Linked DNA regions of Homo sapiens: all the other regions are linked to region 1. A link is a loop called in an ENCODE intact Hi-C map of the cell type or tissue named here. Cell type or tissue: IMR-90. All regions are shown on one strand. Links, peaks and the distances in the headings refer to the core of each region. The heading gives the core; the rest is flanking DNA. Region 1 has its middle 70 kb from the start of QPCT. Region 2 has its middle 27 kb from the start of LINC03063. Region 3 has its middle 67 kb from the start of PIRAT1.

Evidence for each region. Hi-C counts contacts between places; a loop is a spot of excess contacts. Peaks named below come from ENCODE experiments on the same cell type or tissue, not always from the same donor. Only the 100,000 strongest peaks of a DNase experiment are listed, where the experiment ranks them.
Region 2: it touches region 1 in a loop (3-fold over the local background); 38 of 110 quality-filtered maps call a loop at or near these places.
Region 3: it touches region 1 in a loop (6-fold over the local background); 17 of 110 quality-filtered maps call a loop at or near these places.

The regions. Positions count from the first base shown.
Region 1 is chr2:37,409,842-37,420,391 of GRCh38, forward strand. No RefSeq gene overlaps it. Among named protein-coding and RNA genes, the nearest start is that of QPCT, 70 kb to the left of the region's middle. RefSeq lists an enhancer at 6,886-8,476. In IMR-90, for the core only: CTCF peaks have their summits at 4,770 and 5,825 (motif pointing right); a DNase peak (open chromatin) is centred at 4,790.
Region 2 is chr2:37,530,235-37,540,784 of GRCh38, forward strand. No RefSeq gene overlaps it. Among named protein-coding and RNA genes, the nearest start is that of LINC03063, 27 kb to the right of the region's middle. RefSeq lists an enhancer at 5,977-6,216. In IMR-90, for the core only: a CTCF peak has its summit at 6,175 (motif pointing left); no DNase peak of the experiment used is centred there; H3K4me3 peaks cover 499 bases; H3K27ac peaks cover 189 bases.
Region 3 is chr2:37,803,279-37,813,828 of GRCh38, forward strand. No RefSeq gene overlaps it. Among named protein-coding and RNA genes, the nearest start is that of PIRAT1, 67 kb to the right of the region's middle. In IMR-90, for the core only: a CTCF peak has its summit at 6,364 (motif pointing left); a DNase peak (open chromatin) is centred at 6,363; H3K27ac peaks cover 723 bases.

The DNA.
Region 1 (10,550 bases), core at 2,361-7,360:
GGATTTCAGGGTTGTTGGTGGGAGCCAAGAATGGTGTGGGGATTCCTATCCTTAGACATTCTAAGTCAGGTCAAGAACTTGTAGACCTGGAAAAATACCAGTGAGGCATTAGGGAAAAGACATTTTATACTAGCCACCATGCTAGTATTAAATTGAGTGTTTTTGTTTAACCTTGTAGAATGGGTGAGTATGGGAGGCTGTTCACTTGTGCCTCCCCAACCCCTGGCACTGCTACACTGGCTCTCCATGGCTGCTGCTGGTCTGTTTTGTGGGTGCTCCAGTTTGGTTGATGCCATTTCAGTTGTTAAATCTTGTGAATCCCACCCCTGGGAATAGCTATTTAAAGGAATCATAGCTTTAAGTAGTGACGAAGAGGAGTCAGCTAGAGACACATTTTTGAAAACCTTGGTGGTAAAAGGAATTGTTTTAGTAGCCTGATGGGAGGGCAAGGTTAAGGGAAGGCATTTATTTTATTTTATTTTTAATGTAGATTTGATGTTCATTGTCAAACAGGAAGGCTTCAGGCCCTGCTATGGGCAGGAGAGTTTGGGATTTGGCCCATTGGTGCTGGGTTAACATCAGAAGGGAGCTAAGTGTTCTTACTGGGAAATTATTTTATTTCAGGTCTGACCTTTCTAGAATTGTCCCCTAGGCTCTGAGTCAAGGTAGCTGGGATGAGCGCCCTAATTCATGGATGCTTTCTTAGTTTGGAATCCATCCTGGCCATCTGGCAGGCAAGGATATAGCTGTTTTCTCCTCATGGGGACTATGGTGCCTGGGCACACACACACACATGCCATTGCCATAGGCAAGTGACTTAGGAGAGGCCAAAGCCATCTTTGATTTTCTCCTTTTTTCTTCAATTGTTTAGTGGCCAACTGACCTAATTTCCAATGGGAATAAAGACCTATTGGTTTTAAAAACATTTTTTTACCAGTATAACTTCATTGAAGATTCTTGTGCTTGTGAGTGAATATGATTTATTTTAAAATTATGCCTATAAAAGAGTAATGAGTGGGACAAATGTATAAGTGCCAGACAGAGGTGTTAGAACTTTTAATAAAGCACTTGTATCTTATAGGCATCTTAAAAACCCAATGGAGGCTGGGAGCAGTGGTTCACACCTGTAATCCCAGCACTTCAGGAGGCCGAGGCGGGCGGATCGCTTGAGATCAGGAGTTCTAGACTACTCTGGCCAACATGGTGAAACTCCATCTCTACTAAAAATACAAAAATTAGCTGGGCCTGGTGGCAGGTGCCTGTAATCCCATCTACTTGGGAGGCTGAGGCAGGAGAATCACCTGAACCCAGAAGGCGGAGGTTGCAGTGAGCCGAGATCGCACCAGGGCACTCCAGCCTGGGCGACAGTGACACTCTGTATCAAAACAAAAACAAAAACAAAAACCCCACAATGGAATGACCTGGGTTAAACAACCTTATCATGAAAGGATATTATTGAACTTCTGTGAGATGGTAACCTTGTTCTGAGGTCTTGCCATCATCTATCCAGCCATTATAAAGAGTAGACTAGATATTCAAAGAGAAGTTTGTGAAGCAGGATAGTTTATTGGAGAGTCCGTTGTAGTCATAGGGAGAGTACCATGGCTCTTCTCTTCTCCTATAATCTCCTGTCCTGACCCCAAGCCACACGACTGTAGGAGAGCCACTCTAGAGGTGGGATGCCAATGAGAAAGTAGGGCTGATACCTTATTACCCAGTTGGATTTCCCTTATATAGCAAATTAGTGTTCCTCACTTGGCTCCTGTTTGAACTGGAGGGTAATGAATTGAAGAGACTGGAAGTGAAGCGAGATGAGCTATAGTAGGGCAGCGTGGATTCCTACTCTATGTTGGATCAATGATTCTTGAATTTCCTGCAGGCCAAGTGGGCACTGAGCTTGAGCTTGTGCCTTCTTATGGATAACCCACTCAGGAGGGTCTGATGCAGGCCAGAGGGCCCCAGGAGTAAAAAGGGGGGACAGGGTCTGGGGCAGGAGCCCAGGGAGATCAGGAGAGGTTGTGCAAGGGGATGTCTCACATGTAGGAGCCTGTGCCCTGCCAAGGGAGGCAGCTTGGAGATACTTGCTTCCAGGAAAGCACAGCCAGCCAAAGCAGCTGGGAGAGCTGAGCAAAACAAACCTCCACCTCTCCTCCTTCCGCACCGTGGAGAGGCAAAGCAGGGATGCAGGGAGGCAAAGGGAGTGGATGATACTCCTGCCCTTGGGATCCCTTGTAGGATAGGTCCTTTGGGTCAGGGATTAGGCCTGAGCTGGGTCAAAGGAAAGATCTTGAATTGGACATAAAGGTTGACGTTTTATACTAAACTAGATTAAACTTTTTAATATCTCAAAGAGATGGAAAAGCTGAAGAATGTGCCTAAGGTGTCATCAAGGGATAAAACATGGATAAAGGCAGTAAGTGGAGAAAAAAAAAAGAGTTTTAGGCTTGTGTTCCACTGGGTACAGAGCTTGTGGTTTTCTGGTTCCATCTGAGAGCGAGCGAGCTGCAAAGCACAGTTGACCTTGTGGTTGGAGGACCAGCTGTGACACTGTCTGTGTGGATCAATGACTCCTGTTGGACGTGAATGGGGTATCTCAGGGACACCAGCTGGGCTGTGTGAGGCCAGCTAAGAGCAGATGCCGCCCCTGTCCCTGCCTCTGCACCCCTCCTCTACCTTCAAACACTGCTTTGTCACTACGTAAGCTTCCTGTAGTTTAGATGACATTTGAAAGAAAAGGTGTGAAGGGACCGTGAATTGACAAAGATCTAGTTTCTACCATCTGGCATAATTAGGAAGTAATTTGAATTAGAAATTAAATTATTGTAGAGAAATAACATAAGTTTTATTCCTTGCACAGTTACCAGTGGATCACTTTTGAATACTTGTGCTTTCCGGGCACGTCGTATTCTCCAATAAGTTGTTGGTATAAATTTTTTCCACTCAAATAGCCATTAAAAGGGTTGAAAAACTACCTATTGGGTACAATGTTTGCTATTTGGGTAATGGGTACATTAGAAGCCCAATCTCTACCAGATGCAATATACCCATGTAATAAACAGGCACAGGTACCCCCGAATCTAAAATAAAATAAAATTAAACAAACAAACAAACAAACAAACACATAGCCATTATGGTTTACTAGATCTGCCCAATCCCTCTTGCTTCAAATCATTGGTCCTGGTAATTCAGCAAGGAATTGAAAACCCCAACACATTTTATTTTCTTATTTTTGACTATGAAATTAATATATGGCAATTAGAGAAATTTTTGAAAATTTAAAATACATAGAAAAAATTTTATCCAAGTATTACCACCTAGAGAATTCTACAGTTAATAGCGTCTTATATTTCTTGCCAGGATCCTGTCTTCGCATAGTTAACAAAGTTGTCATTATAGTGTATGTGCAGGTTTTTCCTCTGCTTTTTGAACTCTGTTATAGCATAAACACTTTCCATGTTATAGCAAGTTCTTTATAAACATTTCAATGGCTGCATAATAGTCTATCTTGTGAGTTTATGGTAATTTATATAATCACTTAGCTATCGTTGCTATCAAACAAAATTGCTAACACTGCCAAGGACATCTTTATGCAGTGTGGATGGGATAGAGACCGGAAGGCACTATATGGATCTTTGTTTAGAGACAGTGCCCTCTTAGGAAATACCACTTGCAGGGGGCCCCATGTTGTAGGCTAGTCTCTTAGCTCTTTCAGAGTTAATGTCTCACAGGGCTCTGAGCAAGCCTGGGAAGAGGTCTGGGGATGGAACATATAGGCTGAGGGCCTGTTATGTGCCTGACACACAGTTAGGCACTTCTGTGACTATTGTTGTGCATTCTTTACAACTGCCCTACAAAGTGGATAGCATCTCCATTTTGGAGGAGAATCCCGAGGCTTAGAAATATGAAACGACTTTCCCAAGGTCACAGTCAGGGAGTGGCAGGGTCTGGCTGATTCCACAGTCCAGGTCCTTCGCGTGGCCCTCATTTTATTCTGCAGGCTTTGGTACCTTGTGGGACACACTTAAAAGGCCAAGGAGTCCCCGGGTTTGGGGCGGTGTGGGGTAGATACAGCCCTGTCGGCTGCTGCTTTGTCTTGGGGCTGGAGATGGGGTGGATTAGGGCAGGAGACAGCAAAAGGGAAAACTAGCAAAACTAGAGATTTGCTAGTTAATGATGTTTTCTTGCAATTTTTTTTGGGGGGGGGCACGCAAAACATGTCTTGTGGCTCTTGTACTCAGAAGGCTGGAGGTAAGAGTTTGCTGGCTCTTGGCCAGGTGTGGTGGCTCACATGTATAATCCCAGCACTTTGGGAGGCCAAGGTAGGTGGATCACTTGAGGCCAGGAATTTGAGAAAAGCTTGGCCAACATGGCAAAACCCCATCTTTACTAAAAATACAAAAAATAGCCAGGCATGGTGGTACACGCCTGTAGTCCCAGCTACTTGGGAAGCTGAGGCATGAGAATTGCTCTAACCCAGGAGGTGGAGGCTGCAGTGAGCTGAGATCGTGCCATTGCACTCCAGCCTGGGCAATAAAGTGACTCTGCCAAAAAAAAAAAAAAAAAAAAAGTTCCCTGGCCCTCAATTTCCCTGAGACTTCTTTGGAGAGAAGTGAGACTTACTCTCTGTCCCTTTAATAGTGAAATGTCTTGGTGCGTTGGGCCCGGACTACCGTAGAAGTCTGAATAACTTCTCCACAGTTTCTTCCTTACTGGGTCAGTAACTCTGAATGGGCTTTCAGAGTTATTCTGAAAGATCACCACTAGGAGATGCACAAGATTCAAAGAAGTTAGAGCAGTGCTTGGTGATTTTTCTTTCACGTTTATCTGAGCTTTGCAGGTTTCTTTTGTTCTAAATTCATTGAGAATTGAGGGCGAAAATGTCAGTTTCTCAGATCCTATTAATTCTCCAAAGTGAAAAAAATCTACACTTGCCCGTAGTCACATCTAGTGAAACAGGCTGAAGGAACTGACAAACCAGATGCCATGTGTTAAGGATAATAATATGCGTAGCGCCTGATTCCTTTCAGGGAGATGTCAACACTGTTTTGTCACTTTGGTAGAGGACAGTGATGATGGCAGTGCAAATGGTTAACATTTATTGTGATTTCACTTCGCACCAGGTACCATGCTAATGCCTTTAGGTTCTCTTATCACATTTAACCCTCCTGTACACTGTCTCAATTCATGGACACAACAGTTTTGTTACCCTCATTTTGCAAGAAGAGGAAATTGAAGCATAGGGAGGTCGAGAAACTTATCCAAGTTTACCCACCTAGGAAGCAGCTGAGCTGCCATTTAGACTCAAGTTTCTCTGGCCCCAGAGCTGCTCACTTAACCAGTTAAGTATTCTGCTTCCTGGTTTTTATCCCAACTTGACAGATGAGGAGCCATTTGATAGAGGTCAGAGTAGTTAAGGAATTTGTTCTGGTTCTCAGCTGATTAGGGAAGAAGCTTAGACTAGGTGTCCCTTCTCCTGGTCAAGAGCGTTTCCCTTCTTTATCTTGCAGGCGCAGTGTCTGCTAGAGGCTACAAGAAAGAAAGAGGAAAGGTGGGGGCTCATTGGTGGGGCTGAGTCAAGGGGATAAGGGGATCTCAGCACAGAGGAAACAGTGGAAGGTTGCTGCGTGGCGGATTCTGCTACCACTGGGCCCTTGTGGGCTGCGGCCACCTTAAACCTGGCTTAGATCATGGGCTGATTGGATATGGCCTATCTCTGGACGCTGGGTAGAATAAGCTGAAGTGGATGGAGCAGCTTGAACAAAAACACTCTGCAACCCTCTTTGAGTCTTCCTGGCTTTGGAACTCCCTAGTCAGCTCTGTCAACACCGGGTGGCAGCCATCCCTTCCTGGAGGGGAGAGGTGCTTTGAGGTCCTTTCTTCCATCTTTGCTTAGCTCCATGACAGTGTTGGAACACAAAGCTGAATGATCTTACAATCTTTTCCTGTGCTTGTATGGATGTATGGGTTTGCTTTTTTTTTTTTCCCCTCTAGTCCAGATTTCTATCGCTTAGACACTGGTCTTCAAGAGAGGCTCACAGTTGTCACTCATGCAACCTTTATACTTATTCACACCCCACTCTATTCTTCTGACCATCAGCAGCTTCCTTTTCTTGGAGACTTCACCCTTGCAATGATCCAGGACTTCAAAGCTTGGCATGGCAGTGGAGGCCTTCTCCTGCTGTGGGTTAAGACACTGTCCCCAGGAGTCCCTTTGTGCAATACACAGTGCTGAACGACATGGAAGGATGGCACAGTTACCTCTCCAGAAGAGAGTGAGGCACCAGACCAGCTAGTTGAAATCCTTGGAAATTATGGATGAATGAATGTAATAGAATGTGATTTGATAGAGTGGAGAGGGTGGTTCTGGGAGGTGGAGGGGAACTCTTCGCAGCATTGCTATCCAAATGACATACTATAAATCAGGGGCCTCCAATCCTTGGACCATGAACTGATACTGATCTGTGGCCTGTTAGGAACTGGGCCACACAGCAGGAGGTGAGTGGCAGGTGAGTGAGGATTACCACCTGAGCTCCACTTCCTGTCAAATCAGTGGCGGCATTAGATTCTCACAGGAGGGGGAACCTTATCGTGAACTGCGCATGCGAGGGACCTAGATTGTGTGCTCTGTATGAGAATCCAATGCCTGATGATCTGAGATGGAACAGTTTCATCCCAAAACCATACCCACCCTCCCTTTGTGGAAAAATTGTCTTCTATAAAACCAGTCCCTGGGGCCGAAAAGGTTGGGGACCACTGCTATAAATGATGAATGAGAAAACCAGGCTTTAAGTCTTTCCCTCTCTCCCTTCCTTCTTTCTTCCTTTGTTTTTTTTTTTTCTTTTTCTTTTTCTGTTTTCTGACGGGCTTGTGAGCACACAGGTATGTGCTTCAGTGGCAGTCAACAGTTTTGCTGATTTCTTATTGTAACCTAGGCTAAAAAAATATTGGACAGTGAGTTGATAGTTGATAGTTGATTAAAAGTAATGGCAAAGACTGCAATTAATTTTGTACCAACCTAATAGAATTCTAATAAAGCTGGCTTAACTGGTGAGTATAAACTTTGCTGATGCTAGTTTCCTCTTCTAAAAATTAGAGATTTGGATAAGAAGAGTTTTTGGAAGTTTTGAGAGTCTCATTCATTCTAATATTTTATTTTTGGGAAAAAATGGGGATTTCAAACTGATATTTTGAGCAAGACAATGATACAAATCTTTAAAAACACAATGTGGATAAGGGTGTTGGGGTGGGTTCTTAGTCTCCAGGGTTGTTACGGATGCAAAGAGTGAGACCCTTGCCAAGGCCACCTATGTGGTGTGACCCACCATACAGTTTTTAAATGGTATCCACATAGAATACTCTTTAGGTTTGCGTGGTTATTGCACAAAGCTGACCATTGATAGCCTGCCGGGGTTTGCTTGTGTGTCTTAAACACTCTTAAGACAAATAAATTGTCCAGTGGTCTATATTTGGTGCTCTTTTTTTTCATCCCTGTGTACAGAGCTGAACTGAGCTGGCTGCTTGATCTTGGTCCAAATATAATGGCCCAATTGTCCCCTTATGTCAGGGGGTCGGGCTATGGAGCACACCCAGCGCCCTGTGGGAACCCACAGAAGGGAGGTGGCTATTTGGACATATAGTCTGTAGTGGAGACAAGTTAACGACCCTGCCTGGGGCATTCCAGAGTTTATTTAATGATAAAACTGGCCCCAGATTCTCCACTGGGGCTTGTAAGTCCTGTGCAGCACACGATGGGGTGAGAATGCAGTTAAACACACATCCTAAAGGCATTTTAGCTTGTGAGGAAATGGTAAATCCCCTCTGTGATTTGAAAATACCATTTAAAAAATTGTGCCAAGACAGTTTTTTTTTTTTTCCCTAACCCAGCTCTTATAAAGCAGAAAAACAGAATGGTAATTTAATCTATGACTATATGTGTCAAAGCATCTGATTGAAGAGTAGAAAGAATTCATCACTAGTGTCATGTTAATAAAAAAAATGCAGTTATCTGATTGAATTATCTGTACATATACTATTCTGAATCCAGTCAAATTGATTCATATTGATGTGGCCTAAATGTGCCATTGGCCTGAAACTCACAGTCAGTAAATCGGATATGAAAGTCTTTAATAAAACAATAAGCGTTACCCAAATATCAGCTTCTTAACATTATGACTCTGGCAGGTACTGAGTTTCTACTTTTGTTGGAGTTGGTGACAAACCTGAGTCAAGGTGTTGCCAAGGGAATGGGTCATTGCTAGGAGGACGTCTCTGAGCCTGAGGATAGACTCCTGGGGTGTCAATAGCATGGGTGACAGGGACATTGAGAAGAATGGGAAAGTCACCTTCTGAAGACAGGACCACCACTAACATCTTGCCTTGATGGGCCTTTCATTCCAAACCTAGTGGGTTTTGCAGATGTTCTCTCATTAACTAATTTGTTAAGCTACTTAAGGAGGGTCTGGGAAGGAAGGAAGGTGGGGGTCACAGGCTCTTGATATGCATTGTATTTTCTGTTCCTTTGGTCCGACCAGGACAGGAGTGATAGTGAATGAGTGGTGAGAGAGAGCACCTTTTGGGAATGGTTGAGAAAAGCAGTGGATTTTGCTCTCCCCGTGGATTCTTCCCTCTGCTAGACATGTGCAAAAACACATGTAGGCTGGACGAATCCCAGGGGAATCCCCCCAGGATGGAATCCCAGGGGGTTTTTCAGAGGGAAGACTCACTCTAAGAGGGAAGACAGTATTGGTCCAGCCAGGAAGACTTGTGTTAAATGTACATATGGGGACTTAACTATTTAAAAATGTGGAGGCTGGCCATGGTCAATCATGCCTGTAATCCCAGCACTTTTGGAAGCTGAGGTGGGAAGATCTCCTGAGTCCAGAAGTTTGAGACCAGCCTGGGCAATGTAGTAATAACCCATCTCTACAAAATAAATAAATAAATTAAATAAATAAATAAAAAATAAAAAAATTAATAAATACAAACATTAGCCAGGCGTGGTGGCATGCCCCTGTAGTCCCAGCTACTTAGGAGGCTGAAGTGGGAGAATTGCTTGAGCTCAGAGGTCGAGGTTGCAGTGAGGTAGGATTGTGTCACTGCATTTCAACCTGGGTGACAGAGTGAGACTATGTCTCTAAAATAATAAATTTTAAAAATGTGGAGATTGGTTTGAAAACATAGATTTTACTTTGAAGCTAGGGAGGAATAATGCAAAGGCGCTAATGACTCGGATATAGCTCCGGGCAAATGATGCAGCAAGGCAGGACGATCCAATAAAAGCGGGGTTAGTACAGGAAGTAGAGAGATCCATGGAAAGAATGGACAAGAAAAAGATGAGTCAAGAGAGAACAACACAAACACCGAGCCCTAATGTAAACTATGGGCTTTAGTTAATAATAATACATCAGTATTGGCTCATCAGTTATAAGAGATGGACTACACTAATCTAAGAAGTTAAGGATTGGAGAAACTGGGAAGCCAGATTCAGGAGATATATGGAAACTCTGTACTTTCTGCTCAAGTTTTCTGTAAGCCTAAAACTGCCTCCCTGCAATAAAGTTTATTAATTTAAAAAAATTAAAAAAAATAGGTGAGAGAATGTTGTGGGAAGGCTGAGCAAAGAGCTCTAGTCCTAAAGCTAACCCTCTAGTTGAATTAAAGCTAGAAAGAAAAAGAGAGAAATTTCAGAATGCATTGAAGAGAGAGTAGGACCTACCCTTAAAGTAAGGGGAAAAATTGCAACATGTCAGAATTTCCTCTGGATCAAGGAAGGTGGGAGTGCCACAATGTCAGTGTACTTAGAGATGAAAACTTGAACATGGCATGGGGAAGGACCGTAACACTCCGTAATGAGATGGGAGCTAAACCCAGGGAGAAGACTGAGGGGTAGGCGTGGGAAGGTCCAGTTAATAGCAATAATGACACTAATAACCATCACTCATAATAAGCAGTTACTCTATCAGGCATTGTGTCAAATAAACTGTTTACGGGCACTATTTTATTTACTCTTCATAACAACCACTAGAGCAAGCACCAATTTTTTTATTTTTATTTTTATTTTATTTTATTATTCTTTAAGTTTTAGGGTACATGTGCACAATATGCAGGTTTGTTACATATGTATACATGTGCCATATTGGTGTGCTGCACCCATTAAGTCGTCATTTAACATTAGGTATATCTCCAAATGCTATCCCTCCCCCCTTCCCCCACCCCACAACAGTCCCCAGAGTATGATGTTCCCCTTCCTGTGTCCATGTGTTCTCATTGTTCAATTCCCACCTATGAGTGAGAACATGCAGTGTTTGGTTTTTTGTCCTTGAGATAGTTTGCTGAGAATGATGGTTTCCAGTTTCATCCATGTCCCTACAAAGGACATGAACTCATCGTTTTTTATGGCTGCATAGTATTCCATGGTGTATATGTGCTACATTTTCTTAATCCAGTCTATCGTTGTTGGACATTTGGGTTGGTTCCAAGTCTTTGCTATTGTGAATCATGCTGCAATAAACATACGTGTGCATGTGTCTTTATAGCAGCATGATTTATAA
Region 2 (10,550 bases), core at 3,699-8,698, 120 kb after region 1:
AACTGCTACCTTGCAACATAAATTCTGCTGCAATTTGTTTTCAATTTCTTGCAGATGTGGCACAGCAATGTGATTGCACTTTCTAAAGTCCATAGTGCTAGAGTGGCGACCTACAAGAATCTGACAAGGCCAACCTGCTCTGGGGAATATGTGACCACATAATTTTTTTCTTAAAGTTATGAACATGTAAATATTCAACATGACCAAAGCTGAGTGTTTCAGCATTTTATTTCAGTAGATCCTTTATATTTCTCTGACTGTAGGACAAAATCATCCCTGAATAGACTATGTGTTTTTATTTCTCTTCATAGGCAATATTATAGCCACCGTGTTGTATTAAAATTACACGACAGCAGCTTTACCTTTCTGACACTTGTTTGCTATATAGTGACACATGCATGTGCAGAAATCTGCAGAGAATGGCTGTGGCTGATTTGTAAAGCCTTTGGAGCCTCCAATCTTTGCCTTTGCTTTACCTGTGGAGCTGCTGAATACACCCCTGTGGACATATTTATGGAGTGTTTCCTCAAAATTCATAGACTACATCATAATTCCTTGGGTGGTGGTATGGATTGAATATTTGTGTCCCTCCAAAATTCATGCTGAAACCTAATCCCCATTGTGGTGGTAATAAAAGGTGGGTCTTAGAAGGTGATTAGGTCATGAGGGCTCTGCCCTCATGGATGGGATCAATACCCTTATAAAAGAGGATTGAGGAGGCCTGCTTGCCCCTTCTGTCATGTGAGGACACATATAAGTTGCCATCTATGAGAAATGGGCTTCACTAGACATTACATTTGCTGATAACTTGATTTTGGACTCGCCAGCCTTCAGACCTGTGAGCAATAAATTTCTATTGTTTTTCAATTGCCTAAAGTATTTTGTTACAGCAACCTGAACGAACTAAGGCAGGCTGTGTTTATTTGTAGTGCAGCTTTCTGAGCTTCAAAATGCAGACATTTTGTTTCAGGCCTAGAGTAGGGTTAAAGAATGAGCATGTTGGCTGGGCATGGTGGCTCATGTCTGTAATCCCAGCACTTTGGGAGGCCGAGGTGGGTGGATCACCTGAGGTCAGGAGTTCGAGACCAGTCTGAACATTATGGTGAAACCCTGTCCCTACTTAAAAAAAAAAAAAAATACAACAATTAGCCGGGCATGGTGGTGTGCACCTGTAGTCCCAGCTACCGGGGAGGCTGAGACAGCAGAATTGCTTGACCTGGGAAGCAGAGGTTGCAGTGAGCTGAGATTGTGCCACTGCACTCCAGCCTGGGCAACAGAGTGAGACTCTGTCTCCAAAAAAAAAAAAAAAAAAAAAAAAATTAGCTTGTTAAACAATGCCCATAGATGATTCTGAGACAAATAGTCCACGGATCCCAGTTTGAGTTGACGACTGGATTAGCACAATAGGAAAATGGAAAGATGTAGGAATTGTAGTCTCTGCAATTGACACACACAAACAGAGGCAAGAAGGCAATGACATTCATTACATGCAAGTGATCGAAGAACCCCTAATAATGGCTAACATTCACCGGATGCATGCATTAACTGATTTAATCCTTAGAGCTAGGTTCTGTTACTATCTCCATTTATAATGAAGGCATTGAGGCAGAGAGATGTTAATTATCTTGCATAGAATCACAGAGCTATTAAGTAACAGGGTTACATTTATTTAGGCAGGTCTGCCCCCAAAGTACTTATTCTAACTCTGACACCATACAGCTTCCAGCTAGTGTGCTTTGCTTTCAAAATCCAGATGTGTCAAGTATATACATTGGTGCTTGTTTAGTGTATGTGTGTATATGTATTATGATAATTCATGTGGCAAAAGCATTTTCTCAGAGTTTTCCTTTAAAAAATGCATTATTTTTTAATCCAGAGAATCAATTTATAACAATGCATTTGTATTTTAACAAGCAAACATATGCTATAGTAAATTCCAGCCAGGTACTATACTTAAGCACTGGGAATATAGAGATAAAGACCCGTGGGGAGCTTACAGTGTAATGGGAAAGAGAGAGCTGATCACAGTCCAGGACAATAGACTGGGCAGTCTACAGTTTGGTATTGGTGACTAGTATGGTGGAGAGCAGCTCAGCTTTAGCAGAAGTGCAGGGCAGTGGCTGGAGGTGTGTGGGGGGAAGGGGTCACGAAGCCCAACCACGACTGGACTCAGATTAAAATGATTTAGGGGACTTCACGGAAGAAGTAAGACCCATGGGGCCTTTGAAGAATATATTAGAGAGTCCATGAAAATCGAAGTGGCTGCCATGTGCTCTATCCTCCTTGGATGGCACTTAGATTTCCATACAGCCTTTCCACGCTTCATGCCACGTGACTTTGTAACCCTGGCCACAACTGCCTAGACCAGGGATTACTGCCAAACTCAAGGGCAACTGTTTAGAAAGAAGGTGAAAATCAATCCATTTGTTTGGGGAGTATGAGTGGAAGATGTACCTTGGAAGCAATAGCCAACTGTGTTTGAGGCAGCAAGATGTTAAGGGCACTGCTGTCCCAAGCATGATCCATGAGTCTGGGCCAAACTAGGAACTGTTTGTTACAGGTATTTGAAAAGGCAAGTACTGAAACAGAAATGAAGAGTTTAGAAATTTTTGTAGTGATTGAGCATTGTCAGAACATCCAAGCACATGGCTAATAGCTATATTAGGGATCTGTTGACGCAAAAGAATTTATCCCAAAACGTAGTGGCTTTAAACAACAATGAACTTATGATTTCACACAATCTCTGTAGTTCAGGAATTCAGGATCTGCTTAGTTGGTTGTTTCTGGCTAAGGATCTCTTCTGAGATTTCAGTCAAGTCGCTGGCTGGGACTGCAGCCATCTGAAGGGTAGGTTGAGGTGAGGGGCTGGGGCAGAGGGGATGTTCACTTTCAAGGTGACTCATTCAGATGCCAGATGGTGGGAGACCTCAGTGCTTTTCTACATAGACCCTTCCATTAAGGTGCATGAGTATTCTCACAATATGATGGCTGACTTTTCCAGAGTGAGTAATGTGAGACAGAGAGAGAGAGAGAGAGAGAGAGAGAGAGAGAGAGAGAGAGAGAGAGAGAACAAGAAAGAGGCTAGAGTGCTTTTTTTTTTTTTTTTTCCTGAGACGGAGTCTCGCTCTGTCGCCCAGGCTGGAGTGCAGTGGCGCAATCTCAGCTCACTGCAAACTCCGCCTCCCGGGTTCATGCCATTCTCCTGCCTCACTAGCCTCAGAAGTCATGCACAGTGGCTTCTGTCATATTCCATTTGTTAGAAGCAAGGAACTAAGTGCAGTCGCCACTCAAGGGGAAGGAAGTTTGTCTCCACCTTTTGAAGAGAGGAGTGTCAAAAAAATTGTGGACATATTTTAATGCCAACACAAAATATTTGTTTTGTTGAGCAAGGTCTAGACAAATTCGTGTGTTGTGGAACTTGCACAATGAGACACGTGGTGTGACTATGAAGTAGTCATGGGCATATGGACCACTTATTACTCTACAAAAGTTGAGAAAATTTAAGAAGTGGTCCCTAAAAAAACAAAAACAAATGAAAAAAAGAGAAGTGTCCTTCATCAGGGAGTGGTTTAGAAGCACTAGCCTTGAATCCTTAAGCCATAGTCTCCTACATTTTTACTCCGAAACCAAAAGAATTTTGAAAATCTACGCACCCTCCCTTACACATTTTAAAGTTAACATCAGAAAAATTGTACTATAAGTTGAAAACATATTAAAGAATATATTTCTGATATATAACAAATACTGACATTTGAAAGCAAATGATTACACTTCTCTTTTAAATGTCTTCAGTGGAATCTAAGTAACACAATTATTTGATATTCATTATCTCCAGTTAAAAACACATGAATAAGCCTTTTTAACTTTTGGTAATTGTATCTTTTTTCTCTTTAACTTAGTTTTCCACTTCACCCAGAAAATATTATCTTATTAAAAACTATTTTTTACTGAAAACCTTTTCCCCATAACCCTATCATAGTTCTCTGCCAGAAAAATATGTATATAAATTGAAATCATAGGATTACTTTTATTTTCTGTAGTTGAAAGCTCTCCATGTTAAAATTTTGGTCTGAATTCAGTTATAACAAGTATTATTAGTATACAATTGATCAAAATACTATGAACATAAATACTGATAAATAACTACTAAAGAAAAAGCAAAGTTTTATTGGAATTGCATATGTAAATGAGATGAGTAGTGCTTTTACTCTTTTTAGCTTGTGACTTCATTGGATGAAAATGACTTACTGCCAGAGTTTAGCATTAATTTTGTACCTATTTTTCATTTTTATGAATGTCTGTGCTAAGAAATCTTGTTCTTATAAACAGGTAGGTGTTAATATAAGTTTTCTTATTGTAATATCATCCAAATCTTTTGACTGCTTCTGGCTTATATAACCAAAATTGCATAAGGATACATCCCCATGTAGCTATAAAATTAAAAATTGTTTTTAATGATCTAGTAGCCGATAACTCAGGTTTAATTTTGTTGAAAGCAAAAAATTTAAAACAACCCTGTCTATCAAAGGGATGTGTTATGCAGTCAGTAGAATTATTCATTTTTTGGTTTCTGGGAAAATATTAAAAAATCATGCTTATCCTTGAAGTCTTCATCTAGTATGAAATGACTATTAATTTTATCTGGTACTCTTAAAGGCATTCCTTTTAATCCAATATGTTTAGAAAGTGTTGGAAAATAGAAATATTGTTCATTTCAATACAATTTTACCAATATAGTATTTTTTCAAATGCTTTTGACTTCTCACATGTTTTAGAAATATAGAATGAAAACATTTAGTTTATTCAATTTATGAAACACATCTTCCATTTGCCCTAATTGCCAAAGGTAGTTCCCTTTGTTAAATAAATTAACCAATTTGGACTTACTTTATGTTATAAAAAGTTATATTTCATTTTTATTACAATACAGTGATAAATTTATTGTATTTCATATTTTATAAAGTATACCAAACAATAAATTATATATTTATCATGTAGATGACAAATATCATGTCAAGATTAAACTGCTGTAGGTCACTATAGTTTCTATCTTATAAGAAAAAGATAAATCAATATTCTGTTTCACGTTAATTTATTATAAAGCAAGATAATGTTTAGCCAAATTTATTACATTTTTAAGGAAGTAATAAATATGATAGAAAGCAGGAAATTCCTTCTGTGTATGGATATGTATTGAAGCTTTTTCTCATTATATTTTTAATTCCCTCTTATTTTTTAAAATATTAAAACCATATTTATATGTTGTATTATAATTCTACTAGGTAATGAATTTGCATATCTCATCCTGTTTTATTTTTCTCTGACTCTTACTCATGGTGTCTTACTTCTATTTCTGTTTTGTGATTTTTTATTGTAAGCTCATATTGGCTGTAATTCTATCAGTGGGAAATTTTTGAGGCTGGATTTGGGCATACATTCTTCTAGGAAGGATTTTTGTTGCTTCTGCAAGGTACCTATGGGCATTAAATCTGAGTCCATTTTAAATTAGGCATTAAAGCATGGTCCATCTTAAATTGTACGTCTCTATTTTTAATTTTCAGAATTATTGCAAATAGTATAGATCTAACATGTATATGAAGGCTGGCTTGTGTCCATGTATTCACTGGGGACAAAAAAAAAAAAAAACAAAACCGGCCGGGCGCGGTGGCTCACGTCTGTAATCCCAGCACTTTGGGAAGCCGAGGCGGGCGGATCACGAGGTCAGGAGATCGAGACTATCCTTGCTAACGTTGTGAAACCCCGTCTCTACTAAAAATACAAAAAATTAGCCGGGCGCAGTGGCAGGTGCCTGTAGTCGCATCTACTCCGGAGGCTGAGGCAGGAGAATGGCGTGAATCCGGGAGGCGGAGCTTGCAGTGAGCCGAGATTGCACCACTGCACTCCGGCACAGGCGACAGAGCGAGACTCCGTCTCAAAAACAAAACAAAACAAAACTCCCCTCACCTCCAGGTCCTAGGCAATATTCCTTATTGTCTGCTTGTGCATGAAGGGGTCTTCCACCTTGTTCCACCTTTCTCTGAAGGCATATTTCTTCCTGGGTCTCACTTTTTGTATATAGTAATCTTACTTATGGCGCCTCTTCCTGCCCTGTTTGAAGGCTGTTTTTTTTTTTCAGCGCCCTCTACAGGCCAAAGACCTAATTCCTCTGGATTCATACACCTACCCAGACTGCCCATAGTTTCAATTCTCAATTGTCTATCTGGTCTGTTGTTCCTGATCTTAGTGAATTTTCCTTTCATTCTTACAGATTTGTGTAACAATTTGGAATAAACTTTAAAAAATTATTTTATAGAAAATATATATTATCTAGCACCCTTGTATGTCAGGATCCCTACTATGCTGTATTGCCAGAACCAGAAATCTTAGATGTAAATTTTGTCCATGTTTAGACAGTAGCAAGTGTTACCATGAATAGTTTGACTAGTGGATTTTATTTTGCATTTTTAGATTTTTATGTACAACTTTCCTCAATAGCCTGGTTAAAATATCCTTAGGAAGAAAATAGAAAAAAGATTCCTGGAAGTACAAAATGATGCGTTGAAAACTTTCTGATTTGGACTTAGGCCAATTATTTTAGTCCTAACTTCCTGTCTGCAGTGAATGGTCCAGGGATGGGGATGTGATTTAAGCAGGCCAAGCCGAGTCCTTCTGTGGGATTTTAGAAAGAACACTAGGAAAGAGAAAAATATTCTCCTTTTCTTGCATCTTGAACTGCAAGGATGGGCTTTTCAATCTGCAGGTGATTGCATCCTTTGAAAGCCTGTTTGCATAGCAGACAATGAAGCTGAGCAGAGAAAAACAAGATGAGAGACAGATGGAGTAGGAGACCTGAGAAGATGGCTTGAGTCCATGAATTCTGGTGTTCCCTAGGCCACATTTGCCCCCATCCTTCCCAGGTATGTGAATCAATAACAACTTCCTCCATTTATTTGTTTATAATTTTTTTTCGCTTAAGCTGTTTTGAATTGAATTTCTGTGACTTGTAATAAAAAAGCCCTAACCAGTAGAGCTCACAGTCAAAATATAGAAAGGGGCATCTGCCTGTAGTCCCAGCTACTTGGGAGGCTGAGGTGGGAGGATTGGCTGAGTTTGGGAGGTCGAGGCTGCAGTGAGCTACGATTGCACTACTGCACTCCAGCCTGAGCGACAGAGTGAGACCCTGTCTTTATAAAAATCACCAAAAAGAAAAAAAAAAAAGAGAACCAGATAGAGTGATATGCAGTGGTGGGTTAAGTGCTAACAGAGGTATTGGGAAAGGCCTGTGGAAACAACTAGCCAGACGAGAGATTGGGGCTGATGATACCATTTGATATAGTCTTGAAAGAAGACTCAGAGAGCTCCATACAGAATGCGAAGGCAGACTCTGAAGGCAGAGAAAACAATTGAGACAAAGGACTCAAAATGTAGAATGGTATGATATATAAAAGATAGCACTGGTGGAGCATGGAATATTTAGTATTTAGATTAGTTGAAAAATCAGAACTTTTGATATCAAACAATTGCTATTAGGAGAACCCAAAGTTGTCCTGAAGTATAAAGAGTTTTCTCCACTCTGCTTCACGTTCTTTAAGCGGAGTATTTTTGGCAGTAAAACAACTATGCTGAGTTGGTGCTAGGAGCTGTACAGATGCTGTTTCAAACTGTAGGTGTTCGGGGCCTCGTTTAAGAGTATCTTGGAACACAATAGATATCTAGTTAATTTCAAGAATTGTACAGGGGAAAATGAATTATCATGGAGCCACTTGGAATTGGTCCTCATCAGCCTTAGTATTTTCCTATATTCTCCTTGAAATATCAAAGCAAAACAAGATGTGGCTTTATAACTGGTTGATTGAGAAATCGCCCCTCAATGGAATATAAATACAAAATGATTTTGTTCTGGCACTGACTTCATCCATACTCCACTGAATTTCTTTTCCCATCATTTGATGATATCTTAGGCAAATTCTGTAACTTTCCAGTTATATTTTGTAAAAGCTCCAATCTCAGTCCTGTGAAAGTCTCCCCTCGCTGCCTCCTCCCAGTGCAGGCTTTGCCCATGGTTCCTAGGGCTGGCCTGGGTATGGGGCCATGCTCTGCTCACTCCCTCCTCGTGGCATTCCAGCATTGGCCCAATCTCTGTCAGGGCCACCTCCTCTGCCTTCCTCTTCTAGGCTACAATAGCTCAGCTCTTATGTGAAGAGGGAAGACTACAATAAAAGGGAAAATGTTGTTTTTCTTTTCCCCTGGATAGTGTGGATACCATCTTTTCTCTGGTGGTTTTGCTTTTTATAAGTGGAACTTGTTCCAAAGCTGGTTTTCCGTGGAGATCATGGCTGGGGCCCCCACAATCACAATTTCTTGAGAGGGGGATTCAGCTTTTGCTTGAGCTTTTAAGTCTTCCTCAGCCCACTTGGTTGTATTCCCCAAAGCCTCTTTGGTGTCTCTTTGCCTCTCTGAAGTCCTTGAGAAGAAGGGGTGAGGGAGGCTTGGTATTGGACGCTTATATTTGGTAACTCTAGAATGGGGGACTCTTGTTTTCAGTTATGAGTTCCAGTCTCCAGTTTTAGCACAACACAACAAAAAGTCCAGCTAAACATACTTTCAACTGTTTTATTTCAGAGCATATTGTCCTTGGGTTATGTGAATGGGATTCTCCAATTCAACTGGGTTGTTGTTGTCAGTTCTGGTGCCGTGTTTTAAAGGCGATATTAAAAAGGTCTAATCCCCCAACCCAATAAAATTAGAGAAACTAGTTAGGGTTGCTAGATAAACTAATGATAAGATTAGAAGCTTCATCATGGATGACACATTTAGTAAAGTATTGAATATGCTTAGCCTGGAGAATGAAAGATTCAAATGTATGATGCATTTTTAGGTAGCATAAGGATTAGAATTTGTTTCCTGGTGTTACGGTTTGGCTGTGTCCCCACCCAAATCTTATCTTTAATTATAGCTCCCATAATTCCCAGATGTCATGGGAGGGACTCGGTGGGAGGTAATTGGATCATGGGGGTGGGTTTTCCCCATGCTGTTCTCCTGATAGGGAATAACTGTCCCAATAACTGATGGTTTTATAAAAGGGCAGCTCCCCTGCACACGCTCTCTTGCTGGCCACCGTGTAAGACATGACTTTGCTCCTCACTTGCCTTCTGCCATGATTGTGAGACCTCCCCAGTCATGTGGAACTGTGAGTCAATTAAACCTCTTTCCTTTATAAATTACCCAGTGTCGGATATGTCTTCATTAGCAGTGCGAGAACAGACTAATACACCTGGGAAGTTACAGGACATTAATTTTGTTCTATGTAAGAATTTCTAAAAATCAGAGCTTTCTAAAATGAACAATCTCAGGAGGTAGTGAGCTTTCTATTATTATATTAAGCATTATCTAAATACCACTTGACAGGGATGTTGTCGAGGAGTTTCAATGATAGGATGGATTGTAAATCATGAGTTGAACTTTAAATATCTTTTTCAATCTTTTTGTTCTTTTACTCCAGAGAATAACACAGAATAGCTAACTACTTTAGGCCATACTTACAATTTGGAAGGTTGGTGGGATCAACACTGATTAAAGTTCTGATTCTCAGCTTATTATGGAGTCTCACTCTGTCGCCAGGCTGGAGTGCAGTGGCATGATCTCGGCTCGCTGCAACCTCCACCTCCTGGGTTCAAGTGATTCTCTTGCCTCAGCCTCCTGAGTAGCTGGGATTACAGGTGCTTGCCACCACATCCAGCTAATTTTTGTATTTTTAGTAGAGACGAGGTTTCACCATGTTGGCCAGGATGGTCTCGATCTCTTGACCTCGTGATCTGCCTGCCTCAGACTCCCAAAGTGCTGGGGTTACAGGTGTGACCCACCATGCCCAGCCGATTCTCAGCTTTTTATCTTTTCAGTTAAGAAAAAACAATATTTGCTGTTTTTCTTATTTGGTAAAAAGCCTTACAATATTTTGATTAGCTAGAATGTATATGTATTTATTTTTAATAGGCAATACTTTTTTTTCAGGAAGTACGCTCACTTAGGTCTACTTTTTAGAGCATCATTTTACTAACATCAAGGCATTCTGGAAACTAGTTCATAGTCAAAAGTTTTTATTGGACAAAGCCTCAAAACCAAGGTAATTTGATGGTTTCAGGAAGAACACTGAGAATTATTTTTCTTCCAATATATACTATTGGTATTTCAATACTAATTCTTATGAAGCAGAGTATGATTAATATTCCATTTGGATTTTTTGAACCTGAAAAGTTATTTCAAAGGTTAATTGGAATAACCAACTAGAGACAATAAACAAACTTTTTGAAAATGGAGAGTTTATAGCCCTATTTATTTTATTAAAATTCTCTAATAATTAAAACAGTATAAGGCCAGTATAAAGTAAATTGAAAGATGGACAGGAAAGAATAGCTAGCTCCCTTTTGTCTGTTATGCAAAAGAGCTGAATATATTCTTAAGGAAACATCACAAATCATAAAGGCGAAGAGGACTTATTTGTAAATGCTACTTGCATACACCTACTACATTGCTAAAAATACAAGAAAGTA
Region 3 (10,550 bases), core at 3,596-8,595, 390 kb after region 1:
GCAGTTGTAATGCAATGATAAGCATTCATATATCTAAACATGGAAAAGTACAGTAAAAATACAGTATTTTTTACTGGGACAACCTTCCAATATGCAGTCTTTTGTTGACCAAAATGGTGTTATGTGGCTAATGAATGCCCACTTAACTGGAAAATACAAATATTCCAGGACTGAAAAAACTATGTCTCTGAGAACCTCTTTCCCTCCTCTACCATATATAGGTCCTCAGGGATGCACTCAGAGCTTTGGCTAAGGAAAGGGGTGCTTACCAGGGTGGCCACATGCATCCTGGACATCAAAGGGATGACATTGGTCACAGCCAGTTGCCTCGTTCCCAAAGATTCCAGAAGGACATTGGCATTGTGGCAAAAGAGCAGCAATGCCAGTGTTCCCACTGGGCATGTCAAGTTGATTTAGAATTAGGCTGAGGAAAGGGGACACTTCGGCCTAGTCCAGGAGACCATGGGGTGTTATTTCCTAGCTTGTTCTTAATTTCTCAGCTGAAGGTAGTGTAATAGACACTGATTATTTGTGGCCACCTAATATCTCTGAACTCCCTCCTCTTTTTCTTTTGTGTAACAGCTTTATTGAGATGTAATTCACATACCACACAATTCACCCATATAAAGTGTACAATGCAATGGCTTTTAGTATATTCACAAAATTTTGCAACCATTACATCAATCAATATTTTCATTATCCCAAAAGGAAATCTTTTTTTTTTATTACACTTTAAGTTTTAGGGTACATGGGCACAATGTGCAGGTTTGTTACATATGTATACATGTGCCATGCTGGTGTGCTGCACCCATTAACTCGTCATTTAACATTAGGTGTATCTCCTAATGCTATCCTTCCTCCTTCCCCTGACCCCACAACAGGCCCCGGATTGTGATGTTCCCCTTCCTGTGTCCATGTATTCTCATTGTTCAATTCCCACCTATGAGTGAGAACATGCGGTGTTTGGTTTTTTGTCCTTGCAATAGTTTGCTGAGAATCATGGTTTCCAGTTTCATCCATGTCCCTACAAAGGACATGAACTCATCAGTTTTTATGGCTGCATAGTATTCCATGGTGTATATGTGCCACATTTTCTTAATCCAGTCTATCGTTGTTGGACATTTGGGTTGGTTCCAAGTCTTTGCTATTGTGAATAGTGCCGCAATAAACATACGTGTGCATGTGTCTTTATAGCAGCATGATTTATAATCCTTTGGGTATATACCCAGTAATGGGATGGCTGGGCGAAATGGTATTTCTAGTTCTAGATCCCTGAGGAATCAACCACACTGACTTCCACAATGGTTGAACTAGTTTACAGTCCCACCAACAATGTAAAAGTGTTCTTATTTCTCCACATCCTCTCCAGCACCTGTTGTTTCCTGACTTTTTAATGATCGCCATTCTAACTGGTGTGAGATGGTGTCTCATTGTGGTTTTGATTTGCATTTCTCTGATGGCCAGTGATGATGAGCATTTTTTCATGTGTCTTTTGGTTGCATAAATGTCTTCTTTTGAGAAGTATCTGTTCATGTCCTTTGCCCACTTTTTGATGGGGTTGTTTGTTTTTTCTTGTAAATTTGTTTGAGTTCATTGTAGATTCTCGGTGTTAGCCCTTTGTCAGATGAGTAGGTGGCGAAAATTTTCTCCGATTTGGTAGGTTGCCTGTTCACCCTGATGGTGGTTTCTTTTGCTGTGCAGAAGGTCTTTAGTTTAATTAGATCCCGTTTGTCAATTTTGGCTTTTGTTGCCATTGCTTTTGGTGTTTTAGACACGAAGTCCTTGCCCATGCCTATGTCCTGAATGGTATTGCCTAGGTTTTCTTCTAGGGTTATTATGGTTTTAGGTCTAACATGTAAGTCTTTAATCCATCTTGAATTAATTTTTGTATAAGGTGTAAGGAAGGGATCCAGTTTCAGCTTTCTACATATGGCTAGCCAGTTTTCCCAGCACCATTTATTAAATAGGGAATCTTTTCCCCATTGCTTGTTTTTCTCAGGTTTGTCAAAGATCAGATGGTTGTAGATATGCGGCATCATTTCTGAGGGCTCTGTTCTGTTCCATTGATCTATATCTCTGGTTTGGTACCAGTACCATGCTGTTTTGGTTACTGTAGCCTTGTAGTATAATTTGAAGTCAGGCAGCGTGGTGCCTCCAGCTTTGTTCTTTTGGCTTAGGATTGACTTGGTGACACAGGCTCTTTTTTGCTTCCATACGAACTTTAAAGTAGTTTCTTCCAATTCTGTGAAGAAAGTCATTGGTAGCTTGATGGGGATGGCATTGAATCTATAAATTACCTTGGGCAGTATGGCCATTTTCACGATATTGATTCTTCCTACCCATGAGCATGGAATGTTCTTCCATTTGTTTGTGTCCTCTTTTATTTCATTGAGCAGTGGTTTGTAGTTCTCCTCGAAGAGGTCCTTCACATCCCTTGTAAGTTGGATTCCCGGGTATTTTATTCTCTTTGAAGCAATTGTGAATGGGAGTTCCCTCATGATTTGGCTCTCTGTTTGTCTGTTATTGGTGTATAAGAATGCTTGTGATTTTTGTACATTGATTTTGTATCCTGAGATTTTGCTGAAGTTGCTTATCAGCTTAAGGAGATTTTGTGCTGAGACGATGGGGTTTTCTAAATATACAATCATGTCATCTGCAAACAGGGACAATTTGACTTCCTCTTTTCCTAATTGAATACCCTTTATTTCCTTCTCCTGCCTAATTTCCCTGGCCAGAACTTCCAACACTATGTTGAATAGGAGCGGTGAGAGAGGGCATCCCTGTCTTGTGCCAGTTTTCAAAGGGAATGCTTCCAGTTTTTGCCCCCAAAAGGAAATCTTGGACCCATTAACCATCATCTCCCAAACCTCCCACCACTGTCCAGCCCTAGGCAACTGATGTGGTTTGGCTGTGTCCCCACCCAAATCTCATCTTGACTTCCAACATGCTGTGGGAGGGACCCGGTGGGAGGTGACTGAATCATGGGGGCAGGTGTTTCCCATGCTGTTCTCATGATAGTGAATAAGTCTCATGAGAACTGATGGTTTTAAAAATGGGAGTTTCTCTGCACAAGCTCTCTCTTTTTGCCTGCTGTCATCCACATAAGATGTGACTTGCTCCTCCTTGCCTTCCATCATGATTGTGAGGCCTCCCCAGCTACGTGGAACTGAGTCCAATTAAACTTCTTTCTTTTGTAAATGGCCCAGTCTCAGGTATGTCTTTGTCAGCAGCGTGAAAATGGACTAATACGACAACCATCTGTTCATTAATCTTCTGTCTCTATATGTTTTCCTATTATAGACTGTTAAAGGCTGAATTGTGTCCCCCTGATATTCATATGTTGTGGTTCTATTTGTATTTGAAGACAGGGTCTTGAAAGAGGTAATTAAGTAATAATGAGGTCACCAAAGTGGGCTCTAATCCAATACAATTGGTTCCTTAAAAGAAGAGATTATGGCACAGGCACAGAGAGAAGACCATGTGAAGACACAGGGAGAAGATGGGATCCCCAAGCCACGAAGAGCAGCTTCAGAATGAAACCAACCCTGCTGGTGTCTTGATCTCAGATTTCTAGCCTCCAGAACTGTGAGAAAATCCGTGTCTGTTGTTTAAGCCATCAAGTCTATGGTACTTTGTTGTGGCAGCCCTAGAAAAAGAATACATTTCAAAGAAATGAAATCATACAATATCTGATCCATTGTGATGGGCTTCTTTTACCTACCATAATGTTTTCCAGGTTCACCTATATTGTAGCATACATCAGTACTTCATTCCTTTTATGACCAAATAATCTTCCGTTGTATAGATATACACATTTTGTTGATCCATTAGTTAGCTGAGGGACATTTGGATTGTTTACATTTTTTAGCTATTTTGCAGAATGTTGCTATGAATATTGATGTAAAAGATTTTGTGTGGACTTACATTTTCAATTCTCTTGACTATATATCTAGGAGTGCAATTGCTGGGTAACTCTATGCTTCACCTTTTGCAGAACTGCCAGATTGTTGTCCAAAGTGGCTGCACCATATTACATTTCCAGCAATTCATGAGAGTTCCACTTTTTCCACATCTTCACCAACACTTGCTGTTATCTGTCTTTTTTATTATAGCCATCCTAGTGGATTCATAATGGTATCTCAGTGCAGTTTTGATTTGCATTTCCCTAATGGCTAATGATGTTAAGCATCTTTCATGTGTTATTGACCATTTGTATATCTTTTTTGGAGAAATGTATATTCTGATCTTTTGCTTATTTTTAATTCAGTTATTTTTCTTTTCGTTATTGAGTTGTAAGATTCCTTTATAGGCAAGAAATGCAAGTCTCTTATCATATATATGATTTTCAAAGCTTTTCTCCATTCTGTGAGTTGTCTTTTCATTTTCTTGATGGTATTCTTTGAAGCATAAATGGTTTTAATTTTAATGATATCTTCTCTACCTTTTAGTAATATCCCATATGATAAGTTGCACCTTCCCAAGGTAGAAGCTAGAAATCTTCCACACCGAAACTCTTTTGTAGCTAGGGTAACCTAGATTCCACCAATCAGATCTACCCATGATAGTCTTAGATTTTGGAAATTAGCAACCCAAGGAATTGGCTGCATGGAGAGAAATTGATATGATGATGGAGGCCTCTAGATCTTCAAGATCAGAATAGGGAGAAGCTGCTGGTATCCATCCTGGTTTCCTCATTGATACAAAGCAATAGTGGCAAAGGAAAATTTGCTCAAGAAGCTCCTGTTGTGTGTCCACGATTGTTCCTGAATGGCTCAGAGCCTACTGTCTGCCCCTCCTTGATTTTCTGTGATCTACCTAATATTCTTGAATAAACCCCCTTCCTGATTAAACTAATCAGAATGGATTCTTTTGTTGGCAACTCAGAACCTTGACCATTAAATACCCAGTCTTATCAGAATAAGGGAATTCTAGGATTTCAGGAACTATAGACCTTGCTACTTCAGCAAAAGTAAACTGCTTTATGTCTTTTAAAAAGTGACCTAACCCTTATATGTTATCAAGTAGGCCCTGTTTTCCTACAACTGTACTTTTAAAAACTTTTCACAAGATACTTAAGAAAAATATAATCCTTAATATAAATTCAAAATAACCTGTCAAAGACTTTCAAACAGCGTAGTTTTCCTTGATGGTAGGTGATATGGGTTGGCTGTGTCCCCACCCAAATCTCATCTTGAATTCCCAGGTGTTGTGGGAGGGACCCGGTGGGAGGCAATTGAATCACAGAGGGCAGGTCTTTCCTGTGCTATTCTCCTGATAGTGAATAAGTCTCACGAGATCTGATGATTATATAAGGGAGAGTTTCCCTGCACAAGCTCTCTCTCTTTTTGCCTGCTGGCATCTATGTAAGATGTGACTTGCTCTTCTTTGCCTTCTGCCATGATTGTGAGGCCTCCCCAGCCACGTGGAACTGTAAGTCCAATTAAACCTCTTTTGTAAATTGCCCAATCTCAGGTATGTCTCTATCAGCAGCATGAAAACGGACTAATACAGTAGGTTTCCAGGAGTGAAGTGAATCTGCTTGGTTTATCAACACACTTAACTCACTTCATGATCAGTGGTCAGGATTTGCAGGTGGTTGCACAGATGAGCCCAGGTGTCGAAACAGAACACAGGTGCTGGCCACGTGGAGATTAGCTATGAGCATTGATATTTCTGGTTTTGTGCTTAAGTTGCTCCACAATAACCAACAAATGAGAACGACCTTTCCTCTGAAGGAGAATGAACAACAAATTGGGGAAAAGGAAAGATTACCATGCTTCCTTAAGAGTTGCTAAATCAATAGCAACTAGAATTAAGAATGAGAGATACTCTCTCCTTGATTCAGGGCCCCATCTGGATTCCTAAGCCAGTTCTATAGGCAAAGTTCTGAGAGTCACTTACAGTGAATTCATGACTTCTTAAAAGCTTATTTCAGCCTAGCTATACCGTTCCAAATTTACCAGATATTTTTCCAATACTGTGTTGAACTGATTAATTGGACTTACATAAGGGAAGCCACATTACTGGGCAATGGCATGTTCAAAAAAGCAAGACATTAAGGAGATTAAGAAAGATTTTTGCAAACTCAAGGCCACCAATGCTTATTCCAAACTTTAAATCTTTAGAGATCAAAAGTCCTGCTACAGGATAAAGCATACCAAAGCCATAGAGAAACGTTAGTTTTGGCAAGATGAGCAAAGAGAAGTGGAAAGAAAGGAAGCAAACAAAATACAAAGAGGAAATTCTACCTTGACTCTCTTCACAGAAGTTTTGTTTAAAAACAGCAAACAATCAGTCAGCAGTCTTTTCATATCATCAAAAAAATAACTAAAAGAAAGATACTTGGAATGAGCGACCCCTGCAGGCTCTGCTCTTTTCAACATGTGAAACTCTGAGGTTAAAAGGTTTTATGGAATTTAATCCCTTTGGAAGTTAAGAGAAGAGCCAGAGTCATGTTCTCAACTTCAGGAGTTGGCTGGCTGGTTGTTTCATTCTAGATAAGAAATCCACTCACCCTGCATAGATATGGATATTCCATTAGGTCAAACCCCATCCCTGGAATATAACAATTCAATCCAGTGGCCTTTAATAAAGGTACCAAGTCCAACACTCCAACAAGAGAGTTAAGAAGTCATTCAGCTGTGTTTGTCTAACAGAAATAGCAGAAATACAGTTCAAATCCTTTCCAAAAGTTGTCAATTTCATTGACTTTAAAAAATAAAACCCTATTGGTCTACAGAACAATAATGCTATTTGCAAAGTTTAATCCAGTATAAGAACATTTCTTCCTTCCCTAACACGTAAGTGCTCAGCAATGATAAACACATGGGGATAGAGTAGAAAACCTCCCCCTTTTCATGCCTCTCCACTTCAAATGTACTGGCCTCAGAACTAGTAAACTCAAATCCACAGTGAGAATTCTTTTTTCTAGCAGAACTCATGTGAGTAGGGTGAATAATGGAAAGTATGTTTCATAGTAAAAGCTCCACAAATCTGCCCTGTACAGCCAGTGTAAGCCCAACTGCAACATTTGGCCTGCACTCAAAGAAAGAACAAAATCCAACTGCAGCCCGTACTTGGGTACACCTGAATTTATGGCTCATTTCTCTGCTTGCTCCATGCTCCATGGGACTGATCTGAGTAAGTTTCATTTTCATTGAAAGAAACCCAACTCCAGGCCACAAAAATCAATAAGAGCCCTGTACTCAGTTTGGCTGCAAAGCTAGAAAACAAGGTGAGAAATGGTCCCTATGTTAATAAAAGGAAATAGAGTACATATACATACACTCATCCACATACAGACGATTGAACTCACTTCCAGATGGGCTGCCAGAGGAAGCTGATTGTACCCAAGCTGGCAGAGGGCACAGAAAGTGATTAGTTGTCAGAAACATAACAGTGAGGCCCTCTCTCCCTTGCCCAAAAATATGAAGAAAGACCAGCAACATTAATGTGAATGAGATCTGATTGTATCACTAAGGGCAGCAATTTCTATCTTTTGCTGAGGTCTGAGTGACTTGGTAGGTCATTCAAAAAAAAAAAATATATATATATATATATATATATATATATATATATATCTATCTGCCGGGCGCAGTGACTCACACCTGTAATCCCAGCACCTTGGGAGGCCGAGATGGGCGGATCACGAGGTCAGAAGATCGAGACCATCCTGGCTAACACAGTGAAACCCCGTCTCTACTAAAAAATACAAAAAATTATCCGGGCGTGGTGGCGGGCACCTGTAGTCCCAGCTACGTGGGAGGCTGAGGCAGGAGAATGGTGTGAACCCGGGAGGCCGGAGCTTGCAGTGAGCCGAGATCTCGCCACTGCACTCCAGCTTGGGCGACAGAGCGAGACTCCATCTCAAAAAGAAAAAATGTATATATATATATATATATATATTAGACTTCAGAGATACAAGTGCCATTTTGTTATGTGGATATGTTGCATGGTGGTGAAGTCTGGACTTCTGGAGTAACCAACATCTGAATAGTGTATATTGTATCCATTAAGTAATTTTTCATCCTTCACCTCCCTCTCACACTCCCACCCTTCCAAATCTCCAGTATCTGTTTTTCTACTCTCTATGTCCATGTGTACACATTATTTGGATCCCACTTATAAATGAGAACATGTGGTATTTGTCTTTCTGTGTCTTAATTGTTTCACTTAGGATAATGGCCTCCAGTTCCATCCATGTTGCTGCAAAAGACATGATTTCATTCTTTTTTATGGCTGAGTAGTATTCCATAGTGCATATATATATATATATATATACATATATATATATATATATATACACACACACATATCTGTATATCCCACATTTTCTACATCCAATCATCCATTGATGGACACTTAGGTTGATTCCATATCTTTGTTATTGTGAATAGTGCTGTGGTAAACATGCAAGTGCAGGTATTTTTTGGATATAATGATTTCTTTTCATATGGGTAGATACCCAGTACTGGGACTGCTAGATTGAATGGTTCTTTGAGAAATATCCGTACTGTTTTCCATGGAAATTGTACGAATTTACATTTTCACCAAACAGGGTAGCACAAGGGAGAGGGTAAGAAAGGAGTATTAAAATTTTCACCTGTTATCGGTGAAAGGAGAACCCCTGTCCTAAGGACTCAAATCTAGGTTCTTTCTCTGGAGAATATTTCAGAAGTCTTCTAGCAAATCTAGGTAATCTAGGTGGTATGTGTGTAAGTGCATGTGGGGCAGGGTGTGTGGATGTTTACTGTGAATATCCCAGGGAGTTAAGCCTGCAATTGAGGAATATTTCACTCTCGGAAAACAAGCACAAAGAGATCCTCACTTTATATTAAATTTGCCTTGTGGATTTCTCAATGTTAATAGAGCAATCTCTATTCACATGGGCAAAGAAAAACCTTGTTCTGGGTATAGTATAAATATTCTTATAAAGAGAATTTCCAGGAGCTCAGATTAATCCTTCATATCTGTCCCTGTAGATTTAAGCAAATAAGCCTTCATCCACATGCCAATATCTCACTGGAGCAGTTCTGAGCAGAGCTGACTTCTGGTTGCCCTCCTCTTTGGAAAACTCTACGAATCCACAGAGGGGGTCATTTTGACCCTCTGCAGTCCTCGGAAAGCTGCTGAGGGTGGCTTTTCTGTCTGAAGTGTGAAGGCAGGAGAATACCCCTATCAGAGTAAGAGCAGAGCTCTTACCACAAAATAGGCACAGTGTTAAACTCTCAACATTTGTCATCACATTGCATCTTCACAAGTGTTGAAGAAAATTCAGTTATTTTTCATATTTTGTAGATGAGAAAACAGACGCAAGAGGGCAGTGGCTTGCCCTAGCCTGTGTAGCTTAGGCATCTGCTGCTGAGCCCCTGTTCTTAAACACATAGTTCTCTGCCTTAGGAAGGGTTTCCATTGCCAACCTTGTTCTTTGCAATTCTTGTGCTAGGTAACTGACATCTCTAGAATGACCAATTCCATATAGCAAAAACTTTAGCAAGATGTGTGATGTAGCTTGCTCAGAACTGTCAAAGCCTTTCTTTCTTCATGCTGTTCCTGACATATATATTCCCAACACACATGTTCCTGTCAATATACTCCTGATATATATAATGTAGCAGAACTATTTTTCCTGCCTAACTGACCACCTGCTACCCAAAGGTTGTTTATACAGACATCTACTTCTACCTCTGCGACATGGTGGTAACAGCACAGACTTTCAAGGTGGTTCTGAGTGTGAATCCCGGCCACTGATGTATTACCTTGAGTTCAAGATGTAATAGGACCAAGGCCCAGCCAGCACTGAGGCACAGGACATGAGAGTGCATTTCAGGTCTGTGAGGCTGCAGACAAAGCAGTGCATCCTATTGCAGAGCTGGCTCACCCTGAGGTGTGACTGTGTGAAAACTAAAAGCCATGAGCCAATCATTGTAGGTCAGGCCATGGAGGGTGTTATGTCCACTAAGCTGAACCTATGGAGCGTCATGGTGCCCTGAATACTGCTGTGAAAGCATCCTGCGCCACCAGCACCTGGGATCACTGCCAGAGAAGAGGCCTCTGCCGCCATGCTCTTTGGCAGCAGTTCCAGTGTGGAGCTTTGCCTCCCATTCCCCCTACCTCCCACTGGCATCATCCCTCTATTGCCCATGCCTACTAGATGACTTACTTCGGAACCTCCTCTAGTCCCGCCATCCTGTGCTGGGGCTGAGTGATGGAATTAGAAGTGCTTTAATGAGAAGAGACCTGGATGCAACTCTGGTTCTGAAGAATTCCAGCACTGGGGCAAGATGGTGCGCTTGTACCTAAGGATGCTGGAGAAACAGGGAACTGGACTCTGCCTGCTTCTGTGCCTTGGGCTCAGCCTTCCCCAGGCACCGTCTACTCAGCCATCAGTACCCCTCTGTTGTGAGGAGTGTCTGAGATCGGCCTGCACTGGACATTTGCAAGCATCTGGATCCCTGGACTGCTAATAGAAAGAGGTTGGTCTTTTGAAGAAGGTTCAATTTGACTTCTGGACTCATGGCTATTTTCAGAAAGTGTGTTTTCTGGAACTT